Regions from separate parts of the Homo sapiens genome. Here region 2 is linked to region 1. A link is a loop called in an ENCODE intact Hi-C map of the cell type or tissue named here. Cell type or tissue: sigmoid colon. All regions are shown on one strand. Each heading gives the region's core, and the rest is flanking DNA. Links, peaks and the distances in the headings are about the cores only. Region 1 has its middle 26 kb from the start of LINC01498. Region 2 has its middle 11 kb from the start of CMKLR1.

Region 1 (15,368 bases), core at 4,640-9,639:
TGTTTAGCATATAACCAAGAAATAACCATAAAAATGGACAACCAGTAGCCCTCAGGGCTGCTCTGCCTAGGGAGTAGCCATTCCTTTATTTTTGTCTTAATAAACTTGCTTTCACTTCACTCTATGGACTTGCCCTGACTTCTTCCTTGTGCGAGATCCAAGAACCCGCTCTTGCGGTCTGGATCAGGACCCCTTTCCGGTAACAAGAAGACTGACAAAACAGACTCTTTGTGGCAATAAGATACCAAATTCCAACCTGAATATGGTATAACATCACATGACAGACAGCAAACCTTGAAGAAAATCAAAATATTTTACCCCAAAATACATTTATTTGACATATTGTTTTTAGACAGATTCTCGCCCTGTCGCCCAGGCTGGAGTACAGTGGCGCGATCTCAACTCACTGCAACCTCTGCCTCCCAGGTTCAAGCGATTCTTGTGCCTCAGCCTCCCAAGTAGCTGGGATTATAGGTGCACACCACCATGCCCAGCTAATTTTTGTATTTTAAGTAGAGACACGGTTTCACCATGTTGGCCAGGCTGGTCTCGAACTCCTGACATCAAGTGATCCGCCCACCTCGGCCTCCCAAAGTGCTGGGATTACAGGTGTGACCCACCGCACCCAGCCCATTTCTTTGACATATTTTGAAATGGCCCTGCAAAGCCATATCTTGTGGGGGAAATTTGCATCTGTAGAGAATCTACAGATTCCTTTTTCCATCCTTTCCTGGATCTACCAGAGATTAACTAAGGGTCTGACACCTTTTAAAGTCCAAAAAGAGATATTTACCACCTATTCTCTCTGAAGGCTACTATCTTGATGCTTCATCTGCATAACAAGAACCTTGGCTTCCACAACCCCCCATATCTTAACTTAAGCATCCCTTTCTAGTGGCATCAAATCTTCAGACAAGGCTTAACTCTTTCAACCAATTGCCAATCAGAAAATCTCAGAATCTGCTGTGGGTGGTGGCTCACGCCTGTTCCCAACACTTTGGGAGGCTGAGGCGGGTGGATCCCTGAGGTCAGAAGTTCAAGACCAGCCTGGCCAACATGGTGAAACCCTGTCTTTACTAAAAAAAATACAAAAATTAGCCAGGCGTGGTGGCAGATGCCTGTAATCCCAGCTACTCAGGAGGCTGAAGCAGGAGAATTGCTTGAACCCGGGAGGCGGAGGTTGCAGTGAGTCGAGATTGTGCCATTGCACTCCAGCCTGGGTGACAAGAGTGAAATTCCACCTCAAAAAAAAAAAAGAAAGAAAAAAGAAAATCTCAGAATCTATCTATGACCCGTAAGCCCCCACTTCATCCCATCTTTTCAGGCCAAACCACTGTATACCTTCCATGTATTGATTTCTGTCTTTGCCTGTATCTCCTGCCTCCCTAAAATGTATAAAACCAAACTGCAACCCAACCTCCTTGGGCACACTTTCTCAGGACCTCTTGAGACTGTTTCCTGGGCTGTGATCACTCATATTGGCTCAGAATAAACCTCTTCACATATTTCACAGAGTTTGGTTTTTCCAGTAACTATCTCACAGGTGGTTTATGTGAAATCAAGTAATATACGTCCAGGCACATCTTTAGGCTATACAGGGCTAGCCCAACATTACCTTGAGGTGGGAGGCAGTATTTGCAATTCTTAAGAGGGAGCAAGACAGCAGGAGTTGGAGTCCTAGTCAGCCACCTACATGCTGTGCGGTCTTAATCAAAGCAATTCAACTCTCTGAACCTTGGTTTTCACATTTATAAAGGGGGATAACACTAGAACCAACTTCACAGGGTTGTAGTGGGGACTATAAAAGGTCATACATTTCAGGTCTTCAGCGCTGTCCCTAGCACATGTGCGTTTTGTATTTTAATTATTTATTCCACCATTTCCCTACTCACATACACCCTTAACCCCTAATCCTGATTTGCACATCTTTCTTTGGCTTTAATTGCAAATCACCATCAATTTAAGATGTCCCTGGGGTCCCAAGAAGCCCTTCCTTGCCCTCAACACCCTTACCCCATTCTCTCTACCAAACCCACTGGCAGCCAGTCCTCCAGGGAAATCTCAAACGTGAAAGGCACAGAACACCACCACATCCTGAAAGTGATCAAAGCCATCTTCCTAATTTCCTTAAATGCAGTGTTGAAAGGAAAGTAGTGAGTGGCTTAAAGCCAGGGATTCGGTTATGCTAATTACACCCTTGAAGAGCCCAGCCCTGAGGCCTCATAGCTTGAAAGGAATTCTGGCAGCTGGGTTCACTTGGAAAAGAAAGGAAATGTGGAATCTAACAGTGGCAGGAAGTGGGACGGTGGGTGGATTCAAGAAAAAGGAAGTTGTTTGAAAGTTGAAAAAATAAAGGAAATTCATTCACATTAAAACAACAAAAGGGTATCTTTTCACCAATCAGATTAGCAAAAACAAGACACTGGATATTGCCCAGTCTTGACAAGGCAGAGAGTAACAGGAGCTTAAACTCACCAAAATGACAAGGCACAGCTTTTTCCAAGGGCAATGGCAGATTCCATCAAACTTCAAAACTTGCATAAACTTCTACCCTCTCAACTCTATTTCTAGGACCCATCTTTCCAACAGACATACACGTGCACAAATACATATGGAGAAGGGTGTGCTTGAAACAAACACAAAAAAGATGGAAACAATTAAATGCCTATTAACAAGGGAATGGATAATATTCTGTTGAAATATTAAATATCTCTTTAAAAATGAAGATTTCCTTGTGTGCACGAGACCCATTTACAACGTTAAGTATTATTAAAAAGGAAATGGTCTTGGGGAAAAAAAATCAGAATCGTAAATCCTGAATGTGAACTTTAGATTTTTAATACATTTTGTTAGGTATGAGTTCTAAATTTCTTTTCAAAGAATCAATATGTCAGTATATTCAATTCTTTGCCTTCTACTGTTAAACTTAGCTTCCTCATAAAGCAACCTTTTCCGATTACCTGCTCCACGCTGACTCATTCTGATTACCTGCTACCTGATCCGCCCTAACTCATTCTCCACCCTGCATAACCATTTTTCACGCCAAACCACTCACCCCGTCACTCTCTTTAAATTAGCCAGTCAGAATTAGTTTAGCCTGTGCGGTCTAACCCTAGCCAATTGGGGAATGACACAGCAGCAGGGGCCACGTGAGTCAGGGTTAAGAACCATATCTCCTCCCTTGTCCAAGTGTGCACTCACCATTGCTCCATCTGTAAGGGCGCAATAGAATTAACTTGCCCTGCTGAGAATTAAAAAGAAAATTTTATATTCGAGTGCTATTCTTTTGCAGCACCGAAACTTTAATTATAACAATTTCAAGTGGCCCAGGCTTCCAAATGTGTTTCTAATGTAGTTGTTTCCTATACCTCAGCTATCCAGAGAGCAAAGACTATGGGAAATACTGATGTCACTCAATACTCACCAAAGATGAAAATGAGTTCATTTCCTTAACCACCTAGTTGAAATGGTCTTTAAACTAGGCCCTATTTACTTGCCAGGAATCTATGTTACAGCAGCACCCAGAAGCAAAAGGAACACATATTAGCCATAATTCCCTCATACATTATCAACCATGGTGATGTTACAGGAAAGAGGTCCTGATCCAGACCCCAAGAGAGGGTTCTAGGATCTCGCATAACAAGGAATTCCAGGTAAGTCCATAGATTAAAGTGAAAGCAAGTTTATTAGGAAAGTAAAGGAACAAAAGAATGGCTAACCCATAAACACAGCAGCCCCGAGGGCTGCTGGTTGCCAGTTTTTATGGTTATTTCTTGATGATATGCTAAACAAGGGATGGATTATTCATGCCTCCCCTTTTTAGACCATGTAGGGTAACTTCCTGAGGTTGCCATGGCATTTGTAAACTGTCGTGGTGGTGGTGGGAGTGTAGCAGTGAGGACAACCAGAGGTCATTCTCGTTGCCATCTTGGTTTCGGTGGGCTTTGGCCGGCTTCTTTACTGCAAGCTGTTTTATCAGCAAGATCTGACCTGTATCTTGAGCTGACCGCCTGTCTCATCCTGTGACTGAGAATGCCTAGCCATCTGGGAATGCAGCCCAATAGGTTTCAGCCTCATTTTACCCAGGTCCTATTTAAGATGGAGTTGTTCTAGCTGACACGTCTCTGACAGTGAGAAGATCTCTGCCAGAACTGGAACTAAAGAAGTGTCTGGGCTGGGCGCGGTGGCTCACGCCTGTAATCCCAGCACTTTGGGAGGCCGAGATGGGTGGATCACGAGGTCAGGAGATTGAGACCATCCTGGCTAACACGGTGAAACCCCATCTTTACTAAAAATACAAAAAAAATTAGCCGGGCGTGGTGGCGGGCACCTGTAGTCCCAGCTACTCAGAAGGCTGAGGCAGGAGAATGGCGAGAACACAGGAGGCAGAGCTTGCAGTGAGCCAAGATCACGCCACCGCACTCCAGCCTGGGCGACAGAGCGAGACTCCGTCTCAAAAAAAAAAAAAAAAAAAAGAAGAGTGTCTGGAATTGATTTACTGTCACGCACGTCCATGTGGAGACAGTCCACCAAACAGGCTTTGTGTGAGCAACAAGGCTATTTCACCTGGGTGCAGGCGAGCTGAGTCCAAAAAAGGAGTCAGCAAAGGATAGTGGGATTATCATTAGTTCTTATAGGTTTGGGGTAGACGTACAAAGTACATTCTCAAGGGCGGGGAGAATATTACAAAGCACCTTCTCAAGGGCGGGGGAGAATACATGTATCACTTAGGGTGGAGTGGGAACAAATCACAATGGTGGAATGTCATCAGTTAAGGCTATTTTCACTTCTTTTGTGCATCTTCAGTTGCTCCAGGCCATCTGGATGTATACATGCAGGTCACAGGGGATATGATGGCTTAGCTTGGGCTCAGAGGTCTGACATTACCACATATGCAGCCCATAGCCTGGTGTTCACCAAAGGGGCCAGTCAAAAATTTCCAGCATACCTGAAGCTATTGAAAACCACATATGTGCACAGTATATGCAAGATAAGTATTTATAGTAAATGTATATACCTTCTGTTCTGAATATACTGTATTTCAATGACGGTCTATTAAGTATTTAGAAATGACACTGGATACATAAAATGGAAAATATCCTGAAGAAACAATGGTTATCACAAGGTCTCACACTTTCTTATCCAGAACAGCTTGTACTTTTTTAGGAATGAAATTTTAAAGACATTGTTCTGTGAGTTCAAGAAATGGTCTTTTCCATACCAGGGTTATGAGCTATTCTGCTTATAAACTACTCTGGGTGTGTACACTTCTCTTAGATCTTTAGAAACATCTCACAGTTCAATGAAAGATAGTTTATACCCAAAATAAACACCCTTGTTATGTTAAAAATAAAAAAAGAAAGGAAATGCAAAACTACATACAGGCAGATGTATATGTGTGCAAATGCATAAAAAAAAACCTTCAAGAATACACTCCAACCTGTTAAAAAGTGAGCACCTCTGGAGAGAGAGGAAGTAGAACTTGAACTTCGTAGGCCAAGCACAGTGGCTCACGCCTGTAATCCCGCCACTTTGGGAGGCCGAGGCAGGCAAATCACCTGAGGCCAGGAGTTCAAGATCAGCCTGATCAACATGGAGAAACACCATCTCTACTAAAAAAAAAAAAAAAAAAAAAAAAAAAAATTACAAAAAATTAGCTGGGCGTGGTGGTGCATGCCTGTAATCCCAGTTACTTGGGAGGCTGAAGCAGGAGAATCACTTGAACCTGGGAGGCAGAGGTTGCAGTGAGCCAAGATCACACCATTGCACTCCAACCTGGGCAACAAGAGTGAAATTCCGTCTCAAAACAACAACAAAGACAACAACAACAGAACTTGAACTTCGTATTCTATGCAAAAAAGGAAAAAACCTAAGAGAAAAAAAAAAGAATACATAAGGAATATGGTTTCTCAATTTAAAAACATCCCCCTTCCAACACCATCTTCCATCCCTAACATTCTTTTTTTTTTTTTTTTTTTTTTTTGAGGTGGAGTCTCACTCTGTCGCCCAGGCTGGAGTGCAATAGCACAAACTTGGCTCCGTGTAACCTCTGCCTCCCAGATTCAAGTGATTCTCCTGCCTCAGCCTCCCAAGTAACTGGGATTACAGGCATGTGCCACCACGCCCCGCTAATTTTTTGTATTTTTAGTAGAGATGGGGTTTCTCTATGTTGACCAGGCTGGTCTTGAACTCCTGATCTCAAGTGATCCGCCTGCCTCAGCCTCCCAAAGTGCTGGGATTATAGGTGTGAGCCACCACACCCGGCCCATCCCTGTCATTCTTAATAAGAAGATAGATTTAGGACCTAATTTTAACTATTCAGAAAGCTTTTAGATGTATGCCTTGCTTAGGTTTCTCTGGCAACTCCCCAAGCCTGCATCAGCTTAGCATCTAATCCATTGAGATCTCCCTATGGGGCTGAGGTCCCTGTCACAGGGTGCCCTAAATACAGAGAAGGCCTAGGTGAAATTTACACATGACACAGTTATGGTCTTGCGTGATCTTTCACTTTTGTCTTTTTGTAAACCTTGATTTATTTTGCTTCCCTTGGCACATTATCTCCCTTTCCAGATATTTTTGCAATGGATATTGTATTCTTCAAGACTTTCTTGATTGCGAATGGGAGAAACTAAATTAGCCAAAGGTGGAATTCATTATAAGTATTCAATAAATGTTTGCTGTTGCTGCTGTCCGGCTGTTGTTATTGAAGGCAGGATTTGCCTGGGTTTTGGGAACAGCTGGATCCAGGAATTTGTACATTCTCAAGAAATTTCTTAATCTCTATCTGCTGCTTCTCTCTGCTCCTGTTTCAATGAAGTCGCTTTCACTTGTGAGACTCAAGTCAAACCAAGTTTAGCAAAAAAAAAAGTAGGGAGGAAATACTGGCTCAGATAACTGAAAACCCCGGAGGCTAGCTTCAGAAACTACTTCATATTGGTGCTAAAACTATGTAAATTACATAATCACCCAGGAAGCGAGGGCGTGCAGCCAGATCTATCGAACCAAATGAACACAGAGTGGGAAAAGAGTCATCCCTGCAAAGGTAAATCTGGGTTTTGTCACCCAAAAAAAGGTAGAAATAACACACACACCCCAGTCTTCTCTCTCTCTATTCTCTTCTCTCTTTCTCTCTCCCACTCTCCCTCTCTCATTTTGCCCTCTCTTGCTTGGAAACTGGCTTCTTCTGGCATTCTGATCTTTATGATAGGAAATAATGTCTGCCAAGAGATCCCAGATCCCAAATTAGCCTGACTCTCTCCATTTCAAGCCCAAAAGACTCAGTGAAGGGTCTGGTATCAGTTATCTACTGCTGCACAATGAATTACCCAGAAATGGTAAGGTTTACAACAACACCATTTGTTATCTCACTTCATGTCTTGCAGGTCAGGAATCCAGGGGCAGCTTAGCTGGGTGGTTATGGTTCAGTGTCTCCCATGCCAGAAATCATCTTATGAAAAAAAAAAATAGAATTATGCGACCCCAAACTCACTATGCCAAAGGGAAAGTTAAGCTTGGGAATTGAGCCACCAATACTGTCTTCCTTTTGTTCCCAAACAGACAGCTGGAATTTCACAACCCAAACCATGAGCTCATTTCCTCTACTCCCTCTTTTCATGTTTATCTTATGTAAAATGTAGATTTACTGAGAGGGAGATAATACATAATTGACTTTTTCCTCTACTCCCTCTTTTCACATGTATAATGTTGATTGATTGATTGACTGATTTTTTTGAAACAGAGTCTTGTTCTGTTGCCCAGGCTGTAGTGCAATGACACAATCTTGGCCCACTGCAACCTCCACCTCCAAGGTTCAAGCGATTCTCCTGCCTCAGCATCCTGAGTAGCTGGGATTACAGCTACACACCAGATAAGTTTTGTATTTTTAGTAAAGACAGGGTTTTGCCATGTTGGCCAGGCTGGTCTGGAACTCCCAGCCTCAAGTGATCCACCTGCCTCAGCCTCCCAAAGTGCTGGGATTACAGGTATGAGCCACTGTGCCCCGCCTAAAATTTGGATTTATTGAGACTAATCAGGGCTTCACAAGAATGTAACCATCTACCTCACTGCATATCTCCCTCCCTTCCTCTCCTGCCTCCCACTCCTTGCTCTTTCTCCTTTAAAAACCAAAGTGCACACAAAGCCCCCTTTGGAGAAAAGCAGAGATCACAGATGCTCCTCCGATTTCTGTTTGTCCAGGGTGCATCCTCAACCTTGGCTAAATAAACCTCTAATGGCCTCAGTCACTTTTTGGTTAACAATCGGAATGCTGTTAACTGGGGCTGGAGAATCCATTTCCAGAAGAAGTCACTCACATGGCTGGAAAGCTCCTGCTGGCGATGGCAGATCCTCTCCGTGTGGGCCTCTCCACGGGAGGCTGGAGCCTCTGCACAACATGGCAGTTGGCTTCACCTGCAGGGAGTGATCTGAGAGACAGAACATAGGCTGAAACAGATTTGGACTGAAAATAATAAACAAATCAATATTTAAATATTTTTTTAAAAGACAGAAAACATCTAGCAGAAACTATCCTTTTATGATCAGCCTCAGACATCACATACCATCATTCTATTAATTTAAAGCAAGTCCCTAAGTTCAGCCCATGTTTTATGAAAGGGAGAGCTTCACCTTTTGAAGGAAGGAGTATCAAAGAACTTGTGAATATGTTACAGGACCCCACCACTTACCCAAAGTCAGTGGTTTCCTCACTATAGTCCCTTCTGTGGACGCCAGAAATATGTTACAGGAAAGCAGTCCCAGCACAGACCCCAAGAGACAATTCTTGGATCTCGCGTAAGAAAGAATTCAGGGTGAGTCTGCAGCGCAAAGTAAAAGCAAGTTTATTAAGAAAGTAAAGTGGTGAAAGGACAGCTACTCCATAGACAGAGTAGGACATTCCTGAAAGTGAGAGGAGGAACACATCCACCCTAGGTACAATGTTTGTATATATGGGGAGATGTGCTCCAAGGGTTTGTGATAGAGGATTAATTTTCTTAATGACTATATTTTGCAAGAATCGATATTATTATCTTTAAAGCAAAATTAGGAATGCCTGTGTTCTCCAGATATCAGGATATCTGGACACTCCCAAGTCTGGGTCTGTTAGTAAACATTATTAATTTGTTCCCTTAACCGTAAACATCTAGAGGCTCAGAATGCCAAACTTTCTGAGGACGCAGCCCAGCAGGTCCCAGTCTCATTTTCCAGCCCTCACTCAAGATGGAGTCGCTGTGATTCAAACGCCTCTGACAGATATATTTTTAAAACAACACAGGACTAATTAGTCTTTCTTGGGTCAAGTGTTTTCCTTTAAAACAATCAACTGTGACCAGAGGCAGGGTTATACTATAACAATGGCTGCTCCCTCTACAATCTTGCAGATTTGGGTGGAAAAAAAGATTTCTAGAAAGGGGGATGCACAAACAGAGAAAAAGAACTCTTTTCCTCCAGCTCCAGAAAGAAAAATCCCAGAGAAGGATTCTGATGGGCTCAGCTCGCATCATATGCCTCTTCCAAGAGCCGTCAATCACTGTGGCCAGGGGCAGGAAGTAATGCTGAAATATGAGAATGCAGGAGGGGTTCCAGGTGGTCACTCATTACCATCTCCACTGTGTGACTTCAAACCATGCCACTTAATCTTTTTATGTCCTAGTCTCAGCATCTGCTAAATAGAGATTAGAAAGCCTTGTACATAGAGTTGTTATGACTATTAAATTAGATGATATCTGTGAAGCATAATGTCTAGCTACAAAAAAAAAAAGCCTATTAAGATTCTTAAGTACTTAAAGTTCATCTCAAAATGGCATTTATTTTTATTTTACTTTATTTTGTGTGTGTGTGAAGGAGTCTCGCACTGTCACCCAGACTGGAGTGCAGTGGCGCGATCTCGGCTCACTGCAACCTCCATCTCCCAGATTCAACCAATTCTCCTGCCTCAGCCTCCCTAGTAGCTGGGATTACAGGCACCCGCCACCATGCCAGCTAATTTTGTGTGTGTGTATTTTTAGTAGAGATGGGGTTTCACCATGTTGGCCAGGCAGGTCTCGAACTCCTGACCTTGTGATCCGCCCACCTCGGCCTCTCAAAGTGCTGGAATTACAGGCGAGAGCCACCATGCCTGGCCTATTTTTATTTTTTTATTTTTTGAGAAGCATCTCTCTGTCGCCCAGGCTGGAGTACAGTGGCACAATCACAGCTCACTGCAACCTCTGCCTCCCAGGTTCAAGCCATTCTCCTGCCTCAGCCTCCTGAGTAGCTGGGACTACAGGTGCACATCACCACACTCGGCTAATTTTTGTAATTATTTTTATTATTATTATTATTTTTGAGACAGAGTCTCGCTCTGTCACCCAGGCTGGAGTGCAGTGGCACGATTTCGGCTCACTGCAACCTCCACCTCTGGGGTTCCAGTGATTCTCCTGCCTCAGCCTCCTGAGTAGCTGGGATTACAGGCACGTGCCATGATGCCTGACTAATTTTTGTATTTTTAGTAGAGACGGGGTTTCACCATGTTGGCCAGGCTGGTCACGAACTCCTGACCTCAAGTGATTCGCCTACCTCAGCCTCCCAAAGTGCTGGGATTACAGGTGTGAGCCACCGTGCCTGGCCACAAATTGGCATTTTTTTAAAAGCAATTTATAATTGGAAAGTCTCAGGGCTCACTCTTCACTTCTAATTCTCATAATCCTTACTTTCTCGTTGTGGCTGACTTCATCCACAAACAGGCTTTCCTTGGGAGAACAAAATAGCTGCAGTAGCTCCAGGTCTCATGTTTGAAACCTATGGAATCTATGGACATGAATTGCCTTTTTCCCTACTCACAAGGAAGAGTTTTGACATTCAGTCAGATTGGTTGACTTCAGTCACCTGTCCACTTCTGAATCAATCACTCTGCCCAGAGGAGGGGGTCTGGGGGCAGAGAAATGGAATGCTGATTGGCTTAAACCAATCACAATCCACCCCTGATGACTGAGGATGGAGTCAATCTCCCAGGAGCACAAGGGATACAAGAGAGGGATGATATGAAAATCAGGTCGTATAAGGAAAGAGGGTAAGAGAGGGTGGGTGCTGTAGGCCAGAGTCAGCTGGCCTGCCAAACCCAGCCTGCTATTGTAAATAAAGTTTTATTGGAACTTAGCCACAGTCATTCATCTATACATTTGTCTATAGCTGCTTTTGTGGTACAATGACAGGATTAAATAGTTGCAACAGAGACCATATGGCTGCAAAGTCAAAAATCTTTACTACTGGGGCCTTTACAGAAAAAAGGTTACAGATCCCTGCATGTAGGCAAGCATACAACTTCCACTGCAGTCGTATTCAAAACACATTTTCTTCCCTCCTCCCAGTCCTTCTCTGTTGAGATACATCACGACAAATCAGCAGAGCAGGCATCTGTCGGCAGAAGAATCCTCCCAGGGTCCATCAACTCCTACCCCATTGCCAATGAGTAAACACACAGCCTGTGGAATCACATCAGGCAGAGGACTGGTTTGAGAAGAGATTTTGTGGCTGCTGGAGCGTACGGGCTCTGTCTCCATTACCCATCACGGAACTTCACCATTCAAAGATCAATGACGTGCAGGCTAGATGATGCTGGCAAGCCAGGAGCTGTGGATCCCGATTTTTCCTCCATGATAAATGGGGAGCAATCTCCAGGAGCTCTAGCCTGGAAGACAGCCCTAGTCAAATTACTTTATCGCCCAGCTGAGAGATGGCCAGCTTGGAGGAGATGTACTCAAGCAGCATGCTAACTAGACTCAACATCAGCACATAGACCCCTCCTCAGAACAGCACTCTCCTCCCTCCTCTTTCCCACCAAAGAGCAGAAGAATTCCACCCTGACATTGGCTTATGGAAGCTGCTCTCCCTGACACTTCCATAGTAAATAAGATCAGGGGTCTATGTAGTTCCCACTCACTTCACATACACATATCTGAGATCACTGCTTTCAAGCTTGCCAAGTGGCAGAGAACTTGTACATCATGGAGTCCTTGCAGACACTCAAAATGCTGGTATATCATGCTTAAAAGAAACTTCTAGCGCAAAGACTAAGTGCACAGGAATTAGAGATAGGCAGAACAGGATTTAGATCCCAGCTCTGCAACTTACCATGGGCAAGTGTCTTAGTTGAAGATCCTTCAGAAACTTACTTTAAGACAAGGGTTCAAGTGCACATAGTTGATTTAGAAAGTGACCTCAGGAAGCACCACAGGGGAGTGGGGAAGAGGAGGAACAAATAAAGGGTGTGTATCAAGGAAGCTGTCACTGGAGATGAATTCTGCTGGAGAACCAATGTTAAACACTGCCTCAATGGTAACTCATCCAAGCAGCAAGGGAACTGGGGTATTAATACTCCAACTCCCATATGTTATTATTTAAGGGATGCTGCCAGAGGCATTAACCCCCTTGCACTTCTGGCCTATTATGTATGGGGGATCTGGTGGCCAAAGAGAGCCCTTGGGCAAAGTGCTGCCAATGCTAGGAGATGGAAGTTCTGCCCGTGGCCTCGGAAATGGTAAAACCCAAGGGTGTAGGAGTGGGGCTTGAAGGGGCATCAACAACATATGCTACAGCAAGCAAGCTAATCTCTCTAAGACTCAAGCTTCCTCATCTACAAAATGTAAATTACTTGTAGCAAATAATATCTAATATCTTGGGGTTGCTTTGAAGGGTAAAGTCAATACTGCAAGTTAACATACTCAGCACAGTGTGTGGCACTAGTAAACATCTAATAAATAATAGTTATGCTTATAAAACATCACCTGCAAAAGGAAATGTGTAATAAATGCCATGCTCATTTTCCAATCAACTCTGAGCCCCCAACCTATGGAGTTGGCAAGAAATCAATCTCCCTGTTTTGAGGTGGTCCTTCGACCTCCCTAAGGTCACATTAGAATCTGAGAGGTTTAACTTGGGGCCAGGAAACAAAGGATAAGGTCTGGACTTCAGTTCCCCATGACCTTACTGGTGAGTTTATAATCCAACTCTGCAGAATCCATTAAGTTTGGCCACAGGAATCTTTGTGGAGGCTGGGGGGCCCAGTACCCAGGGTCCAGCTTCTTTCAGCATACCCCAGCCATTCCACACCTCCCCATCCTGACCACCAGTGGGGGTCCAGCCACCTCCCCAGGATCCCATGAGAGAGTGGATTGAGGCATCTGCCGATCTCCTACCCCACTGGTGTTGAGGGATCTCCCTCCTCACTCATTGTTTGTGCCTCTTCCCCACTCCTCAAAGTCACTCATCTCCCTATCTTTTGAGCCATAAGCCAAGGGCTGCAAGCTGAAGGGCAAACAGAATGGTTCAAGTTCCCTGAGATTACAGAGTGCCTTCTTGGAACTGGGCTCTGCAGCTCCTGGCTGCCAGTATTATCTAGGATGTACATCACTGATCTTTGAATGGTAACATTCTGTGATGGGTAATGGAGTCAGAGCCTATGCACTCCTGCAGCAGCCCCGAAAGCTCTCATCTACCAGTCCTCTGTCTGATGTGAATCCACAGGCTTCATATTTAGGTCATTGGCTATGGAGTAGGTTTTGATGGACCCTGGGAGAATTCTTCTGCCTGCAGATAACTGCTCTTCTAGTATTTTGCAATGTTCTAACAAGACAGAAGAGGAAAGAGTAAAAGAAACATTTATTGAGTACCACTTGTAGCAGACATTGCATGTCCACCTACCCAGCACTCCTCTTTCCCCTTCTTAACAGTATGCAGCAGAGGAGAATTTATAAACAACTTCCATCCATTCTGAGTCTTTTCCTGTAACAAAACAAAACACAAATTAATGGTGTTGCAATGAATTATCCTGTCACATAAAATTTTGTGCTAAATCAACTATCATATCAAATTGTAATATAAGCTAGTAGCAAGAGCCAATGATCTGATGAGAAAAGGATGAAAGAAAAAGCCAAAACTATAAATTCTATTCATTCAGGGTTTTGTTGGGGTATTTTTTCTGTGAATTACAAAGAGACACGTTAATTTCTGAAGAGTGTAAGCAGTAAGCAGAGAAGATATTCCATTCTAGAGACACACTCATGCTTTGAGAAACAGAGTTTATGTTATGTCTCTAGGAGTGGCCAAATGTCTGGCTTTTCAAAATGAACACAAGTAGTTCCTTTTCCCAAGGGGATGAGAGAGTGACCCAGGAAAATATAACCTTGCCTCATCCCCAGCAAAGGTAACAAATGCATGGAAATTTAACACAGATAATTTGCTGCTATTTAGGGCTTTCACATAGCCCCAAATTTTACCTCATTTGTTACTATGCAAGACTGAAAGTTTCAGAAACTCAAATCAAACTGATTTAAGCCTAAAGGGGGATTTACTGGCTGGTATAACTTGAAAGTTCAGGTGCAGCTTGATCCAGGTGCTAAAAAGACAGAATCAAGATTTGGTTCTTCTCTCTTTTTTGTCTCTGTTGGCTTCACTCTCAGGTACGTGTTTCCCCCAGCATAACAAAATAAATGACAGCAGCTCCTGGCTTACATCCCACTAGCTCAGACCCTCAGCAGAAGAAGAATGCCTCTTTATCAGGATATCTCTCACAAGTCCTGGAATTCACTCTGATTGGATGGGCAGGAGTCATGTGCCTTCCCTGAACCTTGTTGTGGCTTGGGATGCAATAAGTCCTCTGACTGGCCAAAGCTAAAATCTTCAGGGGCGTGTGAACCAGAGCAACTCCATCTTAAATAGGACCTGGGTAAAATGAGGCTGAGACCTACTGAGCTGCATTCCCAGATGGTTAAAGCATTCTTAGTCACAGGATGAGATAGGAGGTCGGCACAAGATACAGGTCTTAAAGACATTGCTGATAAACCAGGTTGCAGTAAAGAAGCCAGCTATAACCCTCTGAAACCAAGATGGCGACGAGAGTGACCTCTGGTCGTCCTCACTGCTACACTCCCACTGTGAAAGCCCCAAATGGCAGTTTACAAATGGCATGGCAACCACAGGCAGTTACCCTATATAGTCTAAAAAGGGGAGACAAGAATAATCCACCCCTTGATTAGCATATCATCAAGAAACAACCATAAAAATGGGCAACCAGCAGCCCTCAGGGCTGCTCTGTCTACGGAGCAGCCATTCTTTTATTCCTTTACTTTCCTAATAAACTTGCTTTCACTTTAATCTATGGACTCACTCTGAATTCTTTCTTACGCGAGATCCAAGAACCCTCTCTTGGGGTCTCTATTGGGACCCCTTTCCTATAACAAAATCGCCTACCCAGGGAGCCAGGAATGGGGTTAATCTACACCACATTAAGTCAGAGGTCGGGAAAGCTAGCTCAATACATCAGATAGATGATACCAGCAGAAGGGCCACACACAACTGATGCCCCTGCAGGATCCCCAGCTATCATTTGATTT
Region 2 (15,368 bases), core at 4,149-9,148, 98 kb before region 1:
TAGGAGCCACAACTGGCAGAGCAAGGACACTGGTCCCCCAGCCAGCTGGGTCCCTGGGTGGCTGGCAGAGGAGGTGGGAACCCACAGCCCCACTGGGCCAGTGAGGAAGGCGTGGGGCTGCCTGGCTTATGACTCTCCACCTGGTGGCTGTGGGACAATCTGAAGCCACGGGCCTTTGGCCATCCCTTTTGAACAGGGCTGAACAGTTTGGCTTTTCTTTCTTGGAGCAAAAAGTGTTTGTTGTTGCTTGTGGGGGTTTTTATGCTTTTGTTTTAAAGAGGATTTTGAAATCTAAGGGCTGACCTGGGGATACTGGGACTTGAGAGAGAAGCAGTCTCCTCCAGGACCCTCAGAGGAACCTCTGTGTACACCCCTGGCAGCTCCACATAGAATCAGGATGGAGGGTCAAGCTTCCTTTTGAGGTCCAGCTCGGGTTGACTGGTTCTTGATTCCTGGAGCTCTGTGTTAAAGGGAATCTGAGGCCACATCCTGGCCTGGCTGCAAGGAACTCAGTGATCCGTGAGCAATGCCTGCCCTGGACCTGGAGTGGGAGGAGGGTTGCCTTTCTCATCCCATGCTGTCCTCCAACTAAACTCTGTCCCATTGGCGCAGGGTGGACTGGTTCAGCAGGGACTGGTTCCACCCCTACCACTCCCTCTCCTGGTACTGGCTGTGCCTAGTGTAATGGAGCTTATATCTCATTCCCAAGCCACTGGGTAGCTCCTTCCGGCAGATCTTTAGTGTTCACAGATTCCTAACACTCTACTTAAAGCTGAACGGTTTCCCCAGCCTCCCTGATCATCAGTGGCTAAACTAGGCTCAGCAGAGAGGCTCCCAACCAAAGGAGGTCTTCAAAGATGCATCCTGCCACATGAAGGATCCTCTCTAAGTCCAAACTCTGCCTACTTTGGACTTTCTTTAAGGCATAGACAGGCCACATGGGAATGAGAGCTCCTCTATTTCAGCCAAAGATGGGCTGTGTGACCTTGGGGGACTCATATACCTTCTCTGGTTCATTCAGTGCTCAATAGATGCTTACTGGACCCCATCTCTGTGGCAGGCACAGGCTGGTGAACAAGACAGCCATGCCCTATGCTCAGGAAGCTGGCCTGCTGGAGAATTCATTTTATTTATTTATTTACTTTTTTAAAAAATTCTTTTGAGACTGAGTCTCCCTCAATCTGTTGCCCAGGCTGGAGTGCAGTAGCAAGATCTGGGCTCACTGCAAGCTCAGCCTCCTGGGTTCAAGTGATTCTCTCACCTCAGCCTCCCAAGTAGCTGGGATTATAGGCACGCACCATCACACCTGGTAAGTTTTGTATTTTTAGTAGAGATGGGGTTTCGCCATGTTGGCCAGGCTGGTCTCGAACTCCTGACCTCAAGTGATCCTTCCACCTTGGCCTCCCAAAGTACTGGGACACAGGCGTGAGCCACCGCGCCCAGTGAAACTCCCCATTTTAAATGAGATATGATGCTTTCTAAGAACCCCTTAATTACCAGGAAAGATTCTCAGGCAGGCTAGGCATGGTGCCTCACGCCTATAATCCCAGCATTTTGGGAGGCCAAGGCAGGACAATTGCTTGAGGCCAGGAGTTCAAGACCAGCCTGGCCAACATCGTGAAACCCTATCTCTGCTAAAAAAGATAATAGCGAAGCATGGCAGCACATGCCTGTAATCCCAGCTTTTTGGGAGGCTGAGGCAGGAGAATTGCTTGAACCAGGAGGTGGAGGTTGCAGTGAGACAAGATGGCACCACTGCACTCCAGCCTGGGCCACCACGCAAGACTCTGTCTTAAAAATAATAATAAAAATAAAAATAAAAGATTCTCAGGCAACTAACACGTCCTGAAGATGCAAGCAGCCTTTAAAAGAGCAGAGGGCAAAATAGGCTGGAAGACTGTGACAGGCAGAATAATGGTCCCCCAAGATACCCACATCCCAATCCACAGAACCCGAGAATATGTTACCTATGTTACCTTAGGTGGTAAAAGGGAAAGGATTTTGCAGATGTGATTGAATTACAGATCTTGAGATGGGGAGATTAGCCTGGATCATACAGGCGAGCCCAGTGTCCTATTAAGAGTCCTATTAAGAGTAAGGCAGGAGATCAGGGCAGGGAGAAGGCAGTGGGGTGATGAAGGAAGCAGAGATTTACTGATGTGACCAGGAGCCAAGGAGTGTGGGCAGCCTGCAGACACCAGAAGAGGCAAAGAACAGATTCTCCCCTGCAGCCTCCAAGAGGAACCAGCCCTACGAAAACTTTGATTTTAGCCCATGAGGCTCATTTTGGACTTCTGAGCTCCAGAACTGTAGGGATACAAATCTGTATTATTTTAAGCCACTAAGTTTGTGGTGATTTATTCTAGCAGCAGTAGAAATCTAATACAAGAGCTGTTTCAAAGAAGACCAGAACATTGGGCTTGGGGGCAGGCAGATCTGGGTTTGAGTCTCTGCTCCACTTGCTAGCTGTGTGGGCTTGTGCAATTTCCTAACCTCCCTGAATCTAATAGAGTCCCTACCTCAAAAGGTTGGTGGGAAAATTAGAGTTGATACACATAACATGCTTAGAAAACTGTCTAGCCCAACTGTCATGTAGTAAATATTGGATTTCCACCCCCTTCTATTGAGCATTAAAAAGGCCACATACCTTGTGCAGGAGGTGGGTTTTATGAGGGGGAAAAAGGCCACATTCCCAAATGCAGGCCCTCAATTGTGTCTTGGGACACGCAGAACTGGCCATCCTGACGTTCTATTTTGTTTTGTGTCACTCCACTGCTCAACAACATTTCATGGCTCCCTATTACAGTGTCTTGATTCTGGTCTATCAAAATCCCCCATAACCTGGTTCTTGCCAACCTCATCTTCCAAGATGGAGAAAAACTAAAGGGATGGCACAGCTGGAGAGAAACCTAGGGGGAGCAGGACCTTCAGAGGTCAGCTGAAATGTCACTTTCTCCCAACCTCTCATGGCACCCTGACCTCCACCACAGCACCATCCTCAATCGTAATGCCATGATGATGTGTGCAAAGTATATTTCCTCCCTCCACACCTAAAGCTCCAGGGGGACAGGGACTGGGGACAGGGATTGGGCCAGGGACGAAGAAGCTGCTCAATACATGTATATGTTAAATGAATGAATAAATGGACGGCCAAAGTCAGCAACCAACTCAGGCCAGCTGGGCCAAGGACACAGGGGAGCCTTCCTGAAGTCTGAGTTCTAGTTCTTAGCCACAGAGAGGACTGCAGTTACCAAGACAGGAAAGTTGAGCATTGAGCTGTCACCAGACACGTGCTATGCCCCCAGACAAATATTTTATTGGAAACAGGATTCAAGTCTGTGCAGTGTGTTTCAGGAACTGTGAGAGTTACTTCTGTCCTATAGACCAGGCTCAGAGAAGGAGGGGGAAGGAGGAGGGAGTTTCTTAAGGACTTGGAGACTGAGGTGGAAAGACAGACAATTGTGAAGTTGAGGTTTTGGAACTGAGAAAGAGAAACAGAAGGAAAAAACTGGCAGCCTAGTCTGTTCTGTCCATTAGATGAGCATCCAGGCCCCCAGACTTTTGTCCAAGCTGGAAAGGGTTAACAGCACTGAAGGGTTAATGGCCCTCAGTGAGGATGGGAGTCAGGAGGCCCCACCTCTAAGGCCAGCAGAGGGGTTTTCTCTGATGGGGGAGGGCAAGGCCCACTGCTCTCTGGTGAGCCCTGGGGACCCCACCTACCCAGCCCCTTCTGAAAAAGGTAGTTTTCCACTCTGGGGGTGGTGGGACCACCCTGGATGCCTGGGAGGGGTCGGAGGGCTGGGCAAGGTTGCTCTAGAGCATTTTTCCTGGACCCCAGACTGGGATGGGAGGAGCTCGGAGCTGATGAGACCTGTGGCTGTTCCCCAGCACTCAGGTGACGTCCAACTGCACATAGCTTCGTTCTGCGAAAGCTTCCATTTCTGGGGGGTGAGAGACATGCAGTGGGGAGAGACATGGGGAATGGAGGCCCAGAGAAGTTTAGTGACTGCCCAAAGCCACACCGCAAGTCTTGAGCAGCTGATCTAATCTCCCAACTCCCAGAGAACTCCACCAGCCCCCATTTCACACACACAGACACAGGGGCTTCTGGTGGCCTCACCCCTGGCCATCCCCCTAGCTGCATGGCCTACCTCTTCCCCTCCTACTCTGAACCTATCATGCAATTTAAAGACTCCACACCTTTGTTAGAACTGCCCCTTTGGCCAGATATACCCTCTTGCTACCATGTGCCCAGCCACCAAGTAACCTCCTGGTCATCTTTCAAAATCTAGCTCAGATGTCCTGTCCTCCAGGCAGCCTTCCAGGATTGTTTCTTCTCTTCCCATCTACCTGATCATCCTTCTGCCAAGCATATCTGTACTTGGCCAACACATTCATGCTTTCTCAAATCACACTGCTTTTTCGTTTCACCATGTGTGCATCTGTCTCTGCCCCCTGGACTGCCACCGCCCACCAGGTCTCTCCCCCAACATTGGGAATTGCAATTCAACATGAGATTTGAGTGGGACACAGAGCCAAACCATATCAAAATCCTTAGACCCAAGTCCTGGGGCACCTCCACAGCCACCAGTCTCTGGCTTTCTTTTTAAAGGACCCCTTTTTCCCAGAAGAATCCATATGGAGCCCCAAAATACAAGGCGTACAGAAATGGACCTGCTTAGTTAAGGAAGACAGGGACAGTGGAGCCACTTCTTTCGACATGCTGGGTCCCCTGGGGTCATCCCAGGCTTCATCTGAGCACAGCTCAAAGTCTCCCAATTAATCCGACACCCGCTCTTCCCACCACCACCTGGGGTGTGGGGAAGACTTTTCATTTTTACATAATTTCAAACTTACAAAAAAGTGGCAAGAATAGTACAAGAAACTCCATTATAGGGAGTTTATATTTATTAAAATATATTTATTAAAGTATTTAAAATAATATTTTATTTATTAAAGTATTTTAAATAAATATTTTATGTAGTAGAATATTTTAAATAAATATTTTATTTAATAAACTATTTTAAATTTATATTTATTAAAATATTTTAAATTTATATTCATTTATTAAAATATAAATAATTGGCAACTGAGGGTAAATATAAACTTAAGAACTTCTTGTAAAATATATATTTTGTAAATTATATATTTTGTAAATATATATTTTGTAAAATATATATTTTGTAAATATATATTTTGTAAAATATATATTTTGTAAATATATATTTACAAAATATATATTTTGTAAAATATATATTTTGTAAATATATATTTTGTAAAATATATATTTACAACTATACATATTTTGTAAAATATATATTTACAACTATACATATTTTGTAAAAATATATTTACAACTATACATATTTTGTAAAAATATATTTACAACTATACATAGTTTGTAAAAATATATTTTGTAAAATATATATTTTGTAAATATATATTTTGTAAAATATATATTTACAACTATACATATTTTGTAAAATATATATTTACAACTATACATATTTTGTAAAAATATATTTACAACTATACATATTTTGTAAAAATATATTTACAACTATACATAGTTTGTAAAAATATATTTACAACTATACATAGTTTGTAAAAATATATTTACAACTATACATAGTTTGTAAAAATATATTTACAACTATACATAGTTTGTAAAAATATATTTACAACTATACATAGTTTGTAAAAATATATTTACAACTATACATAGTTTGTAAAAATATATTTACAACTATACATAGTTTGTAAAAATATATTTACAACTATACATAGTTTGTAAAAATATATTTACAACTATACATAGTTTGTAAAAATATATTTACAACTATACATAGTTTGTAAAAATATATTTACAACTATACATAGTTTGTAAAAATATATTTACAACTATACATAGTTTGTAAAAATATATTTACAACTATACATAGTTTGTAAAAATATATTTATAACTATACATAGTTTGTAAAAATATATTTATAACTACATATATTTTGTAAATATAAATAATATGGTAAGTTTATATTTATAAATATAAATTATTTATATTTACCAAATATAAACAATTTGCCAATTATTTGTATTCTATCCCATCGATTTCACCCTTATATCCTCTTTCTCCTTCCTCTTTCTCCCTCTCTATCTCCAACTTTCTACATATTTTATCCTGAAACACTCCCATTTTGCATATGGGTAAACTGAGGCCCCAGGAGTTGCTTGGTGCTCCTGACCCTGGCCCTGCCCCCATGGCCCCACACTTGGGGCCCAGAACCTGGAGCCCACCAGCTTGTTAAGGGCCTGCAGAGATATCTGAAACCTGTAATCATAAGCGAGTTGGCCCCAGAACACCAAAAGGAAACTGCGACATCAAAATTAATAAACGTCTGGTTCAACGTCTGCAATACATGAGTGAATCAGCTGCACCTCCACGGCCCTCCTGTCGTTGGAAATAGAAGAGCACAAGTCACGAGAACACGATGAATAATTTATTCTTCATAAAAGCCCAGATTGTATGAACTATTTTAAAACCTTTCCAGATATTTTTATAAGAAACACGCATTTTGAGGTTCACCATGATGTGGGGTGGGGTCCCCAAATGTCAGAGATCCCAGAGCCTTCAAAGACTTTAAAACAAGCTCTCCTTGCCTCATATCTTGATCCTCACTTGAATCGGGCATAAGATGGAGGTTTTTCCATGTATTTTTACAACGAGGCTGTATGTACCTTTTTATGTGGGTCATAAAAAAAAATAAAAAATTTTCAAAAACACGGAGCAACACGAGGAATTCGTCATAGCAACGGGGCTGCCTTTCCTATTTTTGAAAAGTAAGCTTCCCCCTCCTCCTCTTAGTACAGAAAGTTTATTTTCCTGTGGGAGCCTCTGACTCAGGACTCAGGCTGCTGCCACTGCAGAGAGATGGGAGAAGTGGGGGCGCTGGCCCTGGGCCTGGGTGGGTGAGGCCCAGGGACTGAGTTTATTTGCTCAGGGGTCCCAGGCCTCAGATCCCTCTACTGGCATCTGAGCTAGGAACCTGACGCCCGGGGAATTCTGGTCACCACCTGGGCCTCCTGCTCTGCTCATCCACGCACCCCACCACCCAGGCCGGCCTCCTTAGAAAGCCCTCACCTTATAGTGGCACAGCTACCAGAGTTGTACCAGTTCTGTAAATATTAAAATATTTCCTGATCAGTTGGTTAAACCGCAGTTACACAGGATCGTCTCCTGGGACCAACCCATGATCCAGGAAAAAAAGGGGTATCGCTTGTTAGCTAGGAGCCCAGGGTCCTCATGTAAGGCTACGTTGTTATTAGTCAGGGCCCAAGCCCTATCAGATGATAAATGGGATATTATTGTAGCGTGTGTGGGCTTCAAAATAGCAACTGGGGGAGGTAGAGGGCACAGTGTAGGTTTGAATCCTGCCCTCATACTTGACAGCTATGTGACCTAAGTCAAGTGGCTTAACCTCTCTGTGCCTCAGTTCCCTGATGGGCGTAATAATAGTAATAGCAGGTTGTGGTGGGGATGATTTGTGTTAATCAGTATGCCTTCATCCATTTGGGCTTCTGTAACAAAATATCATAACTGGGTTGCTTACAAACAACAAACATTTATTGCTCACAGTTCTAGAGGCTGGGAAGTCCAAGGTCAAGACACTGGCAGATTCAGAGTCTGGTGAGGGTCCTTCCTCATAGCCATCTTTTCACTGTAACTTCATGTCAGAGTAGGGGAGGTCCTCTCTGGGGTCTCTTGTAAGGGCACTAATCCTAATCAAGACAACACAATCACCTCCCAAAAGTCCTCACCTCCTAATACCCTCACCTTGGGGGTAAGGATTTTAACATATGAATTTTTGGAGGGACACACAACATTCAGACATTAGCACTGTAGGAGGCACTTAGCATAGTTCTCAGCACATAGAAGACTCTCAAGAAATGTTCTCATTATGTATTATTAGTTGATACTTGTAATAATTTAATAACAATATCATTATGTCTCTAACCTCCCATCCTTCATAATACTTTTTGTAACCATTTCTTAGGAACAAAGCAATGAAATCAGAATCTCTGCTCCATCAGTTACTAGCGGCGTGGCCTTGGGCAAGTTATGAAACCTCTCTGAAACTGATTCATCTTCTGTGAAATGGGGATAATACCATAAACACATAGCTCAGCTCCTGGCTCACGGTGAGTGTTCATTCCTAAAAAGTATTATAATATTATCAGGGGTAGGAAAACTATAGCCCAAGAGCCAGATTTGGCCCACTGCCTGTTCTTGTAAGGGAAGTTTTATTGGAACCCACAACCATGCCCATTCATTTATGCATTGTCTGTGGCCGTTTCCACACTGCAACCATGGGCTGAGAAGTTGCAACAACAGACTGCATGGTTCACAAAATCCTCAAATATTTACTCTCTGGTCCTTTAAGAAAAAGTTTGCCAACACTTGATTTTGATTATTGTAAGCTTCTTTAATAGCAATAATTGCAGTACATACTACATTTCAGTTCCCTCAGTGGACTACACAAGGTAAGGTTTGCTTTCTAGGGACTACCAGTGACCCATGATTGTCCTGCAATGATTCAAACCCCTCCTCAAATTGTTCACCATAGTGTATGGGGAAAGAGTCCAGAGCTTTTCAAAGGAGGCTGTGACCGATGAGAAGCCCATAATCACAGGAACATAAGCATCTGAGGAGCTGGCCCATGCTGAAATCGACACCTCCTCCATTTTCCCAGGCTTACCTGTTCTCGGACAGTCCCACTCCAAGACACCCAGGGTTCATAAATAAGGTTTTGTTTTGTGCTCCTTTAGTGCCTGCTCTGCAGCAGCTGGCTGCCTCCTGGTCCATACATTTCCACATTCCTTTTGTGTGATGTTGAGGAGAGAGAAAGGAAATGGGAGCCCCAAGAAGTTACCTAGCATTCAGCAAAAGAAACCTGTGAATCACACACGCCAAAAAGATGTCACTCGCCCCAGAAATCACTCACCCCAGAAAGATTCCTATATCTGCTCAGATGCATTCCTTCAGGACGCAGGTGAGAGAATCTCCTCTTTCTCCTTGGTTTAATAGGATTTTGGTTGTGTGATGTAGAAAACACCACAAAGTGTCACCACAGACCTTCCAGATGTTGAAGATGTTTGTGGCTACACTCGTTGGCTTTGTTGCACACCCACAGATGTCCCCCCTTGGTTTCCACCAGTCTAGGTGTATTTGTTCCTAAACCCTTAATTGGGCCCTGATGTCATCTAAAAGACCAGGCTGGACTCAGTCACCTGCAACACCCGTCTTCATTGGAGGTTCCCAAGGCTGGTGTGATCCAGGCATGCTGACACCACAAGGGCCCCACTGCCTGCATGCCTCTCTCCTGCTCATTTCATCCTTGATTCTTCCTGGCCCGCTGTTTTTGTCTTTTCTTTCTTTCTTTGTATTTATTTATTTATTTTACTTTTTTAAAAAATCAGATTCATTTTTTTAGACACGGAGTCTGGCCATGTTGCCCAGGTTGGTCCCAAACTCCTGGTCTTAAGCGATCCTTCCACTTCAGCCTCCCAAAGCACTGGGATGACAGGCATGAGCCACTGTGCCCAGCCCTGGCACACCGTGGATGAGAGCCAGAGCTCAGATGATCTCAGGAGATCCATCAACTATTTCTGAGAGAGCCTAGGTCAGGTGTGAACAGGAGTCCATCCCCAGATTGCAGGCTTCATGAGGGCAGGGAGCATGCCTGTAGAGCTGCCTGCTGAAGCTGCAGCACCCCAAATATCCCATGCATACAGCCTAGGCACCCATGTTCAAATACCAAAGCCCACAAATCCTGCAGTAGGAGGAAGAAAATCTTTGATTAGGAATCAAACTTCAAGGTGTTTTATAATAATAATGACACAAATAAGACACCATATTTTTTGTTCATTTATTGGAATACAACAATGATTCTGAACCTGGAAATCTTCGTATGACCTTCAAGAAGACTCCCTAATAAATCTATTGATCATCTTCAAGGAGGCCATAAACACATAAAATTATGCACATATGTCTGTGTGGGCATGAGCTTTTCTGGGGAGGAGGTCCAAAATTTTCATCAGATTCTCAAAAGGATCCCAGAACCTCTAGTGGTTATAAGCATAAAACCACAAGTCTGATTCATATTCATGTACCTAGTTCCTGGCACTGTGGCTGGCACATGACAGGTGCTCACAGAATGTTTGCTGAATCAATGAATCAATCAACTGATGACAGCTGAAAGCAGCAAACTGCCTGATAGGAGATTTCCTGGATGGTCAAACCTCACTAATCCAGAATTTTAGGCAACTTGAATGAACTCTTGTCAGAATATCTTTTGTCACTAGGGAAAAAAAGAGATAAACTAATGGTGCAAACAAGAATGAGTGGTGACTGATGCTGAAGGGTGCCTACTTGTCAGTAAGCGTTTGCAGAATTGCCATTTAGTGCCCTGTTTGTTGAAGCAGGCTCCCCAAGGAACTTTATAAAGTTTGGGGAGAATGTGATGAAATCAGAACCCTCATACTCTACTAGAGGGAATGCAAAATTGTGCAGCCACCTTGAAAAACAGTATGGTAGTTCCTTAGAAAAACCAAAGAGTTACCTTATGACCCAGCAATTCCATTCCTGGGGAAAATTAAACTATATATCCACACAAAACCTTGTACACCAATGTTCATAGCAGCATCATTCATAATAGCCAAAAAGTAGAAACAACCCAAATGTCTATCAACTAATGAAAGGATAAACAAAATGTGCTATATGCACACAATGGAATTTATTCCAACATAATAGGACTGAAGTACTGATCCTTGCTACAACACGGATGAACCTTGAAAATATTACATTAAATGAAGGAAGCCAGACACAAAAGGCCACACGTTTAATGATTCCATTTCTATGAAATGTCAGGAACAGGCAAGTTTATAGAGACAGAAAGTAGATCAGTGGTTGCCTTGGACTGTGGGAGGGAGATTGGAGAGAAATGGGGAGTGGCTGCAATGCATACAGGTTTTTTTCTTCTTCTTCTTTAGAGACAGGGTCTTGCTCTGTCACCCAGGCTGGAGTGCAGTGGTGCTGTCTTGGCTCACGGCAACCTCTGCCTCCTGGATTCAAGTGATTCTCCTGTCTCAGCCTCCTGAGTAGCTGGGATTACAGGCATGCACCAACATGCCCAGTTAATTTTTTATGGATTTTTAGTAGAGCTAGAGTTTTACCATGTGGGCCAGGCTGATCTCAAACTCCTGACCTCAAGTGATCCACCCACCTTGGTCTCTCAAAGTGCTGGGATTACAGGTGTGAGCCACCGTGCCCAGTCACACACAGGGTTTCATTTGGGGGTTTTTTGAGGAAAAGAAATGTTCTAAAGTTGATTGTGGTAGTGGTTGCACAACTGTGTGAACATACTAAAAACCATTGAAATGTACACTTTAAATGGATGAATTGTATACCATGTGAATTGTATATAAATAAAACTATTATGTATTATCATTTAATATGTTATATAATTTAATATGTTATATAGAAGTATATGTATGTTAAAAATATAACTATATATGTTAAATATATAATATTACATTGTATATTTACATCGTACATATTAAGTACATGGTGCCTGGTGATTGTGTTAGTCCATTTTGTGTTGCTATAAAGGAATACCTGAGGCTGGGTAATATATAAAGAAAAGAGGTTTATTTGGCTCGTGGTTCTGCAGGCTGTACAGGAAGCAAGTTACAGCATCTGCCCAGCTTCTGGTAAGGCCTCAGGAAGCTTTTGGTCATGGCAGAAAGGAAGGGGAGCTAGTATGTCACACAGCAAGAGAAGAAGTGAGAGAGAAGGGAGAGATGCCACACTCTTTTAAACAACCAGCTCTCGCATGAACTAATAGTGAGAATTCACTCTTTACCCCAAGGACAGCATCAAGCTATTCATGAGGGATCTGCTTCCATGACCCAAACACCTCCCTCTAGGTCTCACCTCCAACACTGGAAGTCACACTTCAACATGAGATTTGGACGGGACAAACATCCAAACTGTATCAGTTAGAGAGAGAAAGAGAGAGAGAAATACTTATCCTACCTACCCACCAAATGAATGAATGCATAGCTCTGCAGGTCTCTGGTGAAGCCCAAGACACTAATGCATTTTTCAATGAAGCCTCATAATTTCTTTTACAAAATTCGGGCACATTCTGCCTTCTATTTCAAAATGTGGCCATGTTAATTTTAATATAAAAAATATTTTTTTCTCCAAATTCATGAATAAAATTTGTGCTCTAAGAAGAAAAAATAAAGCATGTATAAAGCTCATGTGTGTGTGTGTGTGTGTGTCTGTGTGTGTGTGTGTGTGTGTGTGTGTGTGTGTGTGTGTGTGTGTGTGTGTATGCAGAGAAAAATGACTGGAAGGAAATGTGCCAAGATATTAGCAGTGGTTATCTCTATCTGGGTAGTGGGACTACAGTTGGTTTTTTCTTCTTCTTCTTGATACTTTTTTCCTTTCCCATGGTCTTAATGCATGTTTCATAATATTAAAGAATAAACATTGTTTAGTTCAACAGTTGAGGTCCCAGAGGGAAACATCAGGCAATGTCCTTCTGGAGACCACTTGGCACAGCCCTCACTGTGATGCACACACCCTGACCTCATGCCCCAGGCATCAAAACTGAGCCCTATGCGGGACGTGTGTGCACACAAGGAAGCTTCCAGCATTCCCTGCTTTCTGCAGGTGCTGGTAGAGAAAGTGGATTTATTCCCAGAGAGGAGATAAAGCCAGAGCCTTTGCAATATTCTGAAGAAAGAAAAAGCAAATGGTCATTATATGACAACAGCTAGAGGAGGCACATAAGGGCTGGGCATGACATGGGGGACAGAGCTCTGGACTGGACATTAAAAGACATGGGTTCAAGCCTCTGATTTGCTTCCAACCAGCTGATGACCATAGTCAAGTCACTTCCTCTCTCCATGCTTCAGATTTCCCCTCTATTAAACAAGGGAATTGGGTCCTTCTGATGGTTTACAATTCTGTGGATTTACATCTGCTGTCCTCGTTTCCACCATTCATGTAAAAAAGAGTAGGGATCCCCTCATATTGACTGCCCAGCACAGCCCTTGTTCCCCAGGAATCTCAAGAACCATTCTGCCCCAAAAGGCAGTCTCTAAATTGACACATGCCTCTTTTCCACCCACCTAATTGGAGAAGACATTCTTAAGAAGGCAGCATGAGCAGACACTATTCCCCACCCTTTGTACCCCCAAACTTCCTCAAATGTGATGATATGTATTGAGCGTGGACTAAGTGCCAGGCCCTAGTGCTATTCAGTGAATAAGACAGACACTGCCCTGCTCACTCAGAGCTCACAGGATCCACAATGACCACCAATTAAGGACCACCTGCCTTGTGAGAGGGGGATTCACATGCAACAACTTCTTATAGGCCTTACATCAACCCCATGTGGCTGATACTACCATTCACATTTTACAGCATAGAAAATGTAGCCTTAAAGAAGTGAAGTGCTTTGTGCCAGATCAGGGAGCGAACGTGGTAAGGCCAGGGTTCTGACCCTGATCAGTTACACTTCAAAGGCACCTGTGATTTGTCAGTGGTTCTTAACTTCACAGGCCAGGCTGAACAAAGGACTTCAAAATGAGGTGGGTCTTGAAGTCTCCGTCTGATCTCCACCCTTTTGATCTGGTTATAAAAAATAACTGGAGAAAAGCAAAATAAATTGCAATAAACTTGACGCCAAAACATAAAACTTGCTATTGATTTTATAAGAGCAAGCTATGAGCTCAGACAAATCAATTTGTATTATAAAACAATAGCCTATAACATAGACAAGACACTAAATAAATATTGAATCACAACATGAGAAAGTTGCTTTTTCGATTCTTTTTCTGTCCTTCTAATTATACCAGGGAAAGTCTCAATTTGGTGCTACCAGGTCTTTAACACCTTCTTCAACATTTGCCAATCTCCCTTTATAACAAAGAAAGAGCAGGCCTCAAGCTCAAAGCCTTGGGCAGGCAACAGTATCAACCAAACATTAATAACCGTGTTTTATTTTGATTGTTTATGTAGGGGTGGTATTTTATGGTCACTTTCTATTTGAGGAAATTGATATTGGTTTTCTATTTACTGTGGTCATGTAAATTTCCCTTTTGAGCTACATTTACTGATATTTTTAATGAGTACATTCACTGACATTTTTAATGAGTAGATTTAAAGGACAATATTAAATTCACGACACCATAGAAATGGTATACAAGCAGGGCAAAAATAAAAACGGTGGCACTGGGATGGCTGAAGCTTGAGGAATGCTGTCCCATGAAATTAAAAATAACCCAGCCATGTAATTATATTGTCCTGAAGGTAGATTGCAAGTTACCTAAATAGCACAGATCCACTATAGCCCATCATTATTAAAGCAAATTTTTGAAGGCTTACGTAGCAGTTACTTTAGCAACAGAGGTATAACAGAATCATATTCGAGCCACAAGACATATGTGCCTGAAAGTCTAATTACTGGAAAATTATAGGCCTCAGAAATACAGCTATGCCTCACTGCATGCTGCAGGGCTGGCTGAGTAGCTCATGGTAATTGGATAAACCACATCTACATAGAGGTTGTGTGGAAAGGAATAACCCTTCCCCCAACACCCTCAACAACCTCGATGATTCATTCATTCATTCACTCATTCAGTCATTCATTGCAATTTTTACTAGGTCCCTGCTAGATACATTGGAATACCATGAAGGGCTACAAAGGCCTGACAACTGCTCCTAGCAAGTTTCCAGTCCAGGGTGGGGTCCCCAACTTCAACCCCAGCCTTCCATGCCTGAGTGTCTAACTGCCAACTAGGCTCTGAAAAGAGCCCCATTCTTTGAATACATTTAACAAAGGAACCTGCCTACCCAGAGGTGGGTGGTCAGGGGAGGCTTCCTGGAGGAAGTGAGCATCAGGTTGAGATCTGAAGAAAGAGTAGGAATGAACGAGGGAAAGTGGGAGAGGAGAAGGATGCGAAAGGGCAGGTGCTTCCGTGTGTGGGTGTGGCCTCGCATCCCACGAGCAGCCCACAAGGTGAGCATCTCGCCCTGGGAGTGTGACTCTTGGATTCCAAGATATGCATTTCATATGTCTTGACCCCTAAATACAATCCAGTAATGGCATCCGTTCTTCAGTAAGAAAACAGCTATCTGATCCCAACACTGAGGAAAAATGTAGGGATGTTGAGTGGGTTTCCGCATCACCCTCACCCCCATGGGATTTTAAAGAAGGATTGTGACCACTCAGAACTTTCATCAGATGCACCAACATTTTAAAAATATACAAAAACAGTTGTTCTTGACCCTGGCTGCA

The links. Hi-C counts contacts between places; a loop is a spot of excess contacts. Peaks named below come from ENCODE experiments on the same cell type or tissue, not always from the same donor. Only the 100,000 strongest peaks of a DNase experiment are listed, where the experiment ranks them.
Region 2: it touches region 1 in a loop (5-fold over the local background); 9 of 110 quality-filtered maps call a loop at or near these places.

The regions. Positions count from the first base shown.
Region 1 is chr12:108,440,074-108,455,441 of GRCh38, forward strand. No RefSeq gene overlaps it. Among named protein-coding and RNA genes, the nearest start is that of LINC01498, 26 kb to the right of the region's middle. RefSeq lists enhancers at 1,324-2,080, 2,081-2,838. In sigmoid colon, for the core only: no CTCF peak of the experiment used is centred there; a DNase peak (open chromatin) is centred at 6,958; H3K27ac peaks cover 750 bases.
Region 2 is chr12:108,342,593-108,357,960 of GRCh38, forward strand. No RefSeq gene overlaps it. Among named protein-coding and RNA genes, the nearest start is that of CMKLR1, 11 kb to the left of the region's middle. RefSeq lists an enhancer at 3,331-3,831. In sigmoid colon, for the core only: no CTCF peak of the experiment used is centred there; a DNase peak (open chromatin) is centred at 6,920.